Linked DNA regions of Homo sapiens: region 1 is linked to region 2. A link is an interaction called in ENCODE POLR2A ChIA-PET data of the cell type or tissue named here. Cell type or tissue: PC-9. All regions are shown on one strand. Each heading gives the region's core, and the rest is flanking DNA. Links, peaks and the distances in the headings are about the cores only.

The links. Peaks named below come from ENCODE experiments on the same cell type or tissue, not always from the same donor. Only the 100,000 strongest peaks of a DNase experiment are listed, where the experiment ranks them.
Region 1: POLR2A ChIA-PET joins it to region 2 with 6 read pairs; 2 of 35 experiments call an interaction of 5 or more read pairs at or near these places.

The regions. Positions count from the first base shown.
Region 1 is chr7:138,185,331-138,189,726 of GRCh38, reverse strand. It overlaps LOC124900243 (small nucleolar RNA SNORA51), which reads left to right and starts at 1,598; the gene lies at 1,598-1,729. In PC-9, for the core only: no CTCF peak of the experiment used is centred there; a DNase peak (open chromatin) is centred at 2,606.
Region 2 is chr7:138,087,686-138,092,081 of GRCh38, reverse strand. It overlaps AKR1D1 (aldo-keto reductase family 1 member D1), which reads right to left. Exons shown (of 9, transcript NM_005989.4): 2 at 3,314-3,481; 3 at 198-314. It also overlaps the pseudogene RN7SKP223. Among named protein-coding and RNA genes, the nearest start is that of AKR1D1, 13 kb to the right of the region's middle. In PC-9, for the core only: no CTCF peak of the experiment used is centred there; a DNase peak (open chromatin) is centred at 2,561; H3K4me3 peaks cover 838 bases; H3K27ac peaks cover 2,895 bases.

The sequences.
Region 1 (4,396 bases), core at 234-4,233, 97 kb before region 2:
CCAGGCTGGGTGACAGAGCAAGACTCAGTCTCCAAAAAAAAAAGGAAACATTAAAATATATGAATTGGCTGGGTGCAGTGGTTCATGCTTGTAATCCCAGAACTTTAAGAGGCCCAGGCAGGCGGATCACTTGAGCTTAGGGGTTCAAGCCTGGGCAACGTGGTGAAACCTCATCTGTACCAAAAAAAATATAAAAATCAGCTGGGCATGGTGGTGTGTGCCTGTAGTCCCAGCTACTCAGGAGGCTGAGGTGGTAGGATGGCTTGAGCTCTGGATGTGGAAGTTGCAGTGAGCTGGGCAGCAGAGTGATACCCTGTCACAAAAAAACAAACAACAACAAAAACAAAAACAAAAATGAATTGATATTGTTAAAACTAAATCTTCCTTAAAGTTAAGGTTTATGAGTTTCCAGAAAGATTTCCATTTTTGTAATTTGATACTTAAATGGAAAGAAGCCACAGTTAATCTTATTCAGTGTTAGGTGCAGTAAGTTCCTCTTCAAAGAGTTGAGTTGGCTTGTTCAGCTTCCTTGTTCTTTGTTCTCTGTTTTCTTTTTTTCTTTTTTTTTTTTTTGAGACAGAGTCTTACTCTGTCACTCTGTCACCTAGGCTGGAGTGCGGTGACATGATCTCGGCTCATTGCAAGCTCCGCTTCCTGGGTTCATGCCATTCTCCTGCCTCAGCCTCCCAAGTAGCTGGGAATACAGGTGCCCGCCACCACTCCCAGCTAATGTTTTTGTATTTTTAGTAGAGACGGGGTTTCACCGTGTTAGCCAGGATGGTCTCGATCTCCTGACCTCATGATCCGCCCGCCTCGGCCTCCCAAAGTGCTGAGATTACAGGTGTGAGCCACAGCGCCCGGCCTATTCTTTGTTCTCTATTTTCAAGCCTAACTTCCTCGTTCTTTATACTTCTTCTTGCCCCTAGTTACAGTAAATAACCTTCCCGCCAGCCTTAATCTGTAACTCACATCTATTTCTTATGTGCTCTGCAATTGCCCTTCCTGCCAAAACTACCCCTCCAGCCTTTGCTGCTCCCTAACACGCCCGGACATGCCTTGTACTGTAACAAACAGCCTCTCCCTTCCCACCAAGTTAGCCCTATTCAATTTTAAACAGTAGCCAATCAAGTCACCTTAGATTGTGTAGTCGGACTCCAGCCAATGGGGAAAGGACACAGCTACAGGAGCTGCTGCGTTAGGGATAAAAACCACTGCCCTACCCCACTCTGTGTGCTATTGCCATGGCCAGGAGTGTGAGCAGCACCTTCTGCAGAAGTAAATTTGCCTTACTGAGAAATCTTTTGTTCGAGTGCTGGTTTTCTTTATGACTCCGAGCTCTTATTTCTAACATTCAGTAACAACTGCTAAGCAATAACCTAATTGCCCTTTTCTCTTATCCCCAGTCTCTCACCTGAGGTCCTTTTAAGTAAAAAAATTATTATTTCTGAGGAGAAATAATTACCTGTCAAATATGAGTGACAAATTCAAACTGTAACTGGTAGGCACTGAATCCTTAGCTCAGTGTCAGTTTGGGCCTGGATTGGTTGTTTCAGAAGCTGAAATCTTGTAAGTTTCAGCCTCAAAGATTTGTGGTGTTAGCCTCCTGGTGCTCAGCACAGGATGTGTTCTTACCCTAACCAAATAGAAAGAGTAGGCTGAATTAACCTATGCCATATACACCTCAACCCAGGCCCTGCAACTCCTCTGTATTGTCAATGGGTGGACATGGAGGGGGATTAAAAAAAAAAAAAAAAAAAGAAAGGCCGAGCATGATGGCTCATGCCTGTAATCCCAGCACTTTGGGAGGCTGAGGTGGATGGATCACCTGAGGTCAGGAGTTCAAGACCAGCCTGGCCAACATGGTGAAACCCTGTCTCTACTAAAAATATGAAAATATTAGCTGGGTGTGGTGGCACGTGCCTGTAATCCCAGCTCTTTGGAAGGCTGAGGCAGGAGAATCACTTGAACCTGGGAGGCAGAGGTTGCAGTGAGCCGAGATCGTGCCACTGCACTCCAACCTGGGCGACAGAGCAAGACTCTGTCTCAAAAAAAAAAAAAAAAAAGAAAGAAAGAAAAAAATGATTGATGGCACCACTCACCGCCTGCAGTGGTTTGATCAGAAAATACACCACTTGCATGAATAATTTTAGATGCAATTTTTGAAGCCGATGTATTTATTGAGTAATTATGACAGATGGAGGAAAAATGACATGTAGTAAGTTAAATTCTTGTCTAAAATTGTTGTTCAAAACATGTGAAGCACAATTAAATTATTCTGAAGCAAGATTTTTTTAAAAAGCAGGATTTTCTTTTGGTGTGATTAGGCTCTGTTAATTACTCTCTTATTCTATGTTTAGAATGAAAAGGTGGGCGTCATTACCCAGTGCAGCTGGATTAACAATAACAGCCCGCCCACAAAAGAAGGGGAGGACTTGTCTTAGACCCTATTAGGATCACAAGGCCTTTGTAAGTATGCCGATCAGACTTCCTTGAACCTTGGAGACATCTCTGAGAAAGAAATGTTCTGTCACTCTGAAAACATTCCTGAGGTGGGTCAAGCATGACCTAATCATAACACAATGGATTCCTTTTATGACCAACAGGAGAAAACACTCTATGGTAAAATGAATGCCTTGCACTATATACGCCTATTTAAATTTGAAAGCCTGGGAAATTCACTACCCGGCATGGATGACTCACCCACTAACGAAAATAGCATGAAATACACGCTGGTAACTGCCAGTGACTTCTTTCCATTCATCTGTAGGGAAGCTCCAAGAGACAGTTTCCTTTTGGGACTTTTTGTCTGTGTATCTGCTTAAAAATTGTTAAAAGAGATTTCTGGAAATTGTATTTTGCAATTTCCTCCCATCTTTCTCCTTTTCCTTCTCCTCCTTCTTTTGCTCCTCCTTTCCTCCTCTTTATTCTCTTCTTTTCCTTCTCCTTGGGCATTTCCATTTGAATTTAGGTGCAGCATTCGGTGCAATCTAGGACCATTCTTGGTATGGGAATTGAATTTGGGTCACAGGTGGAGCCTTTAGCCTTACGATGATGAAAAGAATATTGCACTAGCATTTAGAAGAACTAGATTGGTTCTGTTTTAAGTATCAGCACTGGAATTGCAACTCAGGTTTTCTGATTTCAAACCCTGTACTCTTTGAAACACACCATTATTTCTTCTGTTCATTTTTGTCCTGACATCATTATATCATTTGGATATCAAATTTTTAAAATTAATTAATTTTTTTGAGACTGAGTCTCGCTCTGTCACCCAGGCTGGACTGCAGTGGCATGATCTTGGCTCACTGCAACCTCCGCCTCCCGGGTTCAAGCAATTCTCCTGTCTCAGCCTCCCAATTATCTGGGACTACAGGCACATGCTACCACACCCAGCTAATTTTTGTATTTTTAGTAGAGACGGGGTTTCACCATATTGATCAGGCTGGTCTCAAACTTTTGACCTCAGGTGATCCACCCACCTTGGCCTCCCAAAGTGCTGGATTACAGGTGTGAGCCACTGCATCCATGTCTCCATCCATCTGTAATCCTAGATTACTGGATATCAAATTTAATAGGCAACTACTAAATATTGTGGGGTTTCCTACTTGGAGAAGGTAGATTAGGATAACAGGGTATACAATTTTCCTGGGACAGATGGGTCTGGGTTGGGGTATATTCAGAATAGTTATTCCCTGAATCAGTTGTATTACTCAGAAAAGCCTATTTTGGCTTCACAGAAGGAAGGCCAAGGTGAAGTCTGGAGGGAAAGAGAATAAAAAAAATATTAGAATAAACAAAATGACTAGCTGGGAAGGTGTGTGATTTGAATGTCCCTGAAAGAGATATGTCGAAGTCCTAACCTCTGGTACCTATGAATGTGATCTTATTTGGAAATAGGATCTTTGCAGATGTGATGAAGATAAAATGAGGTTGTACTGGAGAAGAGTGGACTCTATTCCAATGACTGGTGTTCTTATAAAAAGAAGGAAATTTAGACGTGGAGAAAACGTCACGTGATGATGGAGGCTTGGGGTGATGTGTCTACGAGTTAAGGAACAACAAACAAGGAACTACCCAGGCTGGGCGCAGTGGCTCATGCCTGTAATCCCAGCACTTCAGGAGGCCAAGGTAAGAGGTTAGCTTGAGGTCAAGAGTTGGAGAACAGCCAGGACAACACAGTGAGACCATGTCTCTTTAAAAAATAAAAACAAACTAACTGGACGAGGCGGCACACGCCTGCAGTCCTAGCTACTTGAGAGGCTGAGGTGGGAGGATCGCTTGAGCCCAGGTTGAGGCTGCAGTGAGCCGTGACTGCACCACTGCACTCCAGCCTGGGTGACAGAGCATGACCCTGTCTCAAACAACAACAACAACAACAAAAACAAAACCAAACAAT
Region 2 (4,396 bases), core at 86-4,085:
TGGTGCCAAGTAATACGCTAGCTTCATGCACATAGCTATTGGCTCATGGTGCAGAGCTTCATGCACATAGCTATTGGCTCATGGTGCAGAGCTTCATGCACATAGCTATTGGCTCATGGTGCAGAGCTTCATGCACATAGCTATTGGCTCATGGTTGCCAGGGTGCAGAGACCTGACCTTTGGGCATCTGAACTCACCTTAAAGGCCATGGGTACTTCAATGATGTAAAGATCCACATAATCTAGCTGGAGGACCCTGAGTGTCCTCTCCAGGGTTGGGCGGACCATCTCTGGGACATGATTTGTAGCCCATAGCTGAAAGAATCAAAGAGGGAGAATTAACTAATGTCTACACGCTTTTTACGATAAGGCAGCCCCTTTTTCTTTGTAAAACACTCGTACACATTTTTTTTTTTTGAGATGGGGGGTCTCACTATGTTGCCCAGGCTGGTCTTTAACTCCTGGGCTCAAGCGATCTGCCCACTTCAGCCTCCCAAAGTGCTGGGATTATAAGCATCAGCCACCGTGCCTAGCCGCTTGTACACATTTTATTCACACATTTCATTTCACAAAAATATGTTTATGATGCAGTGTCATCTGAGTATAGGATGAGCTGATAAAACTCTTGACACTCAGAGCCTAGCTTGAGAGCTTGTTTGGAGGTTCTAGTAGGGGAGTGCAGCTACTCACATACACTTGACCTAAAAACCCTCCTCCTTCATCAGGGAAAGCCGTCCTCTTCCACTGAGAGTGCAGCTTCAAGAGGTACAATTGCCTAGACAGCCAGATCAGCTGAATTAGCCCTGGTGACTAATGGGGTGACATATGTTACAGCCAGATCACCCTCACATCTCCAGACATAATTTTATGCAAATCTACCACAAGAGACTTACAGATCCTCCTTGACCACAGAGTACCTAATTTGATGGCAGTCTTCCCCATTTCCGGGTGAATTTCCTGATGCTTAGTGCTTGCATTTTTCCTCATTGTATAACTAGGGTTACACAATGTTCTAGATGTCCTGACCTAGCGTGATACTTTATTGTCATGCCACTCTGATAAAATGAGCAAGGAATATGGTTATGCGTGTGGCTTCACTGGGTCCTTCACATTGTGACAGGTGGTGTGAAAGCCTGGTGAAATTTTAAATTAGTGCATAGATTTAGATTTGCTTTCACTGATCTTTTGTTCTTATTTGGTCCTACTTAGACCCCAGAGCAATTAAATTACTCTTTCGCTAAGGCATTACATAATGAAGGATCAAGGTTTGGTTGATCCTACTGGAGCATGTGTACCCTTAAGTGTCTGAGACATACGGTGCCAAGGTTGCTTATACCCACAGGACAAATTAGTACATCTTTTGGAATATCAGTTTTGCTCACAGATTTTTTTGGGGGGATATAAGTTTAGAATCATACTTTTCTTTTTTCTTTTTTTTTTTTTTTTGAGACGGGGTCTTGCTGTGTTGCTGAGGCTGGAGCGCAGTGGCTTGATCTTGGCTTAGTGCAACCTCTGCCTCCCGGGTTCAAGCGATTCTGCTGCCTCAGCCTCCCAAGTAGCTGGGATTACAGGCACCTGCTACCACGCCTGGCTAATTTTTGTATTTTTAGTAGAGATGGGGTTTCACCATGTTGGCCAGTCTGGTCTCGAACTTCTGACCTCAAGTGATCCTTCCTCCTCTGCCTTCCAAAGTGCTGGGATTACAGGCTTGAGCCACTGCACCCGGCCTGAATCATACTTTTTTTGGTCACAAGAAAGGGTAAGCAAAATTGGTAATATCTGATTTTTTCCTCTGTTGGACAATGATTTTTTTCTTGCCTTAAAAACACAGAGAAAATTTAACATGAAGAGAGTAGTGGAAAAATGTGTTACGTGTGTTTTGATTGCTACTCTGGGTCTCTTTGGTGTTCCTATTGCAATCCCATCTAAGTGGAAATTCTGTTTGATATTTATTTTACTTTCTTTTTCATTCCTGGGCATAGGCTGATGATATTTTAATTTACTTTTATTCAACAAACATACATAGTATTAGCTTTGTGCCAGGTTCGGTGTGAGTGCTTTGTAAATGTGAACTCATAACAACTTTATGAAATAGTTGACATTATTATCCCCATTTTACAGAGAAAAAAAATTGAGGTCCAGAAATGCTAGGCAACTCAGCCAATAGTGACAGATCTGGGCCTCTGACCTGGGCAACCTTGCACCAGTCTAGGCTCTTAATCACCCCCACATTGCCTCTCAGGTGCTGCTGAGCTGCAGTGAAGACAGTCCTGATGAGGCAATAGCAATGGCACATTACATGAACTCAGCTGCACACACTGTTTCTGTTTACGTAAGTAAACACCAATATTTCGCCCAAGTATGCTTTATTACATACAGCCCATATTGACATTGTATACGTATAAATATTGCTTTCTATTCACAACTGTACTTTTTGGACAATTTAAAGGATTAAAGTTAAAGGACAATTTAAAGCATGTTTTGACCACCTTTTCCTTGTATGCTAACTTTAGCCTCTATCATAGTAAGAAATGACTCCTATAATATGAGTCATTAAGCAAAAGGCTTGCATAATGTGCCTGCCCAGGAAGCCTACATAGCTGGCTTTTGGATTGGTGACCTTATGAGCTTGTTTTTTTTTTTTTTTAATTTACGTTTGTTTGCTTTTATTAAACAAAATCTGAATACCATGTCTGAGTTAATTACATTTGCTCAAATGCTTTTTTTTTTTTGAGAGAGGGTCTCGCTGTGTCACTCAGGTTGGAGTGCAGTGATATGAACATGACTCATTGCAGCTTTGACCTCCCTGGCTCAAGCCATCCTCCTGCCTCAGCCTCCCAAGTATCTGGGACTACAGGTGCAAGTTACCATGCCTGGCTAATTTTTGTATTTTTTTTTGTAGAGACAAGGTTTTGCCATGTTACCCAGGTTGGTCTTGAACTCCTGAGCTCAAGCAAAACACCTGCCTCGGCCTCCCGAAGTGCGGATTAGAGGCGTGAGACACCGCACCCAGCCAAATACATTTTTAAAACCCTCTTTCTCTCCCCTAAATGCTACTCTGCTTACTTCTCCCAAACTAATAAATAATTCGTTAATATGATACAAGAATGTTGAAAATCCTATTTTGCATGATTTTGGTCTCATTTGAACACTTATCTTTCAAACAAACAAACAAACAAACAAACCCAAACTGTTATTAAGTACTGCCTACTCATGAGTGCAATTACACACACACACACACGGAAGATGAATAATAAAATGAACAACTGAAACCTTCTCACTGTCCCCAGTGGAGGCTGAAGGCAAGATCTCACCTTTCCACAGTAGAAGATATCTTCCCTCCGCACCTTTCCTTCTGCTATCTTCTCCCTGATGGCCTCCCCAACTTCGTGTTCATTTTGGTAGATGTAGGCCCCATCAATATGTCGGTACCCTGTGTCAATAGCAACCTTCACCGATGTTGCACAGGCTCCCTTAGGGGTCTGAAGTGACAAAGAGGTTGGGTTTGGGGAAAAGAGAAATGGTCTTTCCTTTAATAATCATTAATCAGGACATTTTGCATGTACATTCCTTTACAGCTAAAATGACACATTCCCAATTCCTTGCTGTTGTGATTGGAAGATGGTGTTCAGCAGCAGGAGAAACTGACCTCCCAGGGGCCTCCGCTCCCTCAGTGGGAGACACCATCTGTCCCAGGTCTGCCCTCAGCTTCGTGGCATCAAAAATGTGATTTGATCAATATTTCCTGTGACAAGAGAATTCATGGAAGCCTTTTTACAGGAGGGCACAAGCTGATTGAAGAAGGCTAAATTATAAATCAAAAGGTTGGGTAAACAAATTGAGATGTATCCACAGAATGGAATACTCCTCAGTAATAAAAAGGAATGAAGTGGGCCTGGTGTGGTGGCTCACACCTGTAATCCCAGGACTTTGGGAGGCTGAGGCAGGAGGATTGCTTGAGGCCAGGAGTTTGAGACCAGCCTGGGCAACATAGGGAGACCCCATCTGTACAAAAAGTAAAGTAATTAGCTGGATGTGGTGGCATGCGCCTGTGGTCCCAGTTACTTGGGAGGGTAAGGTAGGGGGATTGCTTGAGCCTGGGAGTTGAAGGCTGCAGTGAGTCATGATCATGCCACTGTACTCCAGACTGGGCAACATAGACAGACCCTGTCTCAAAAAAAAAAAAAAAGAAAAGAAATGTAGCATTGATGACAACACATAGTATGGATGAATCTCAAAATAATTATACTGAGTGAAAGAAGCCGGACCAAAAAGAATAAATACTTTAGTTTTTCTCTTCTAGCATTTTATATAAATGGAATCATAGTCTGTGGTGACAGACATAGATCAGTGATTGCCTGGGGTCAGGAGTTGGGGGAAGTATGGGTGGAAGGAGG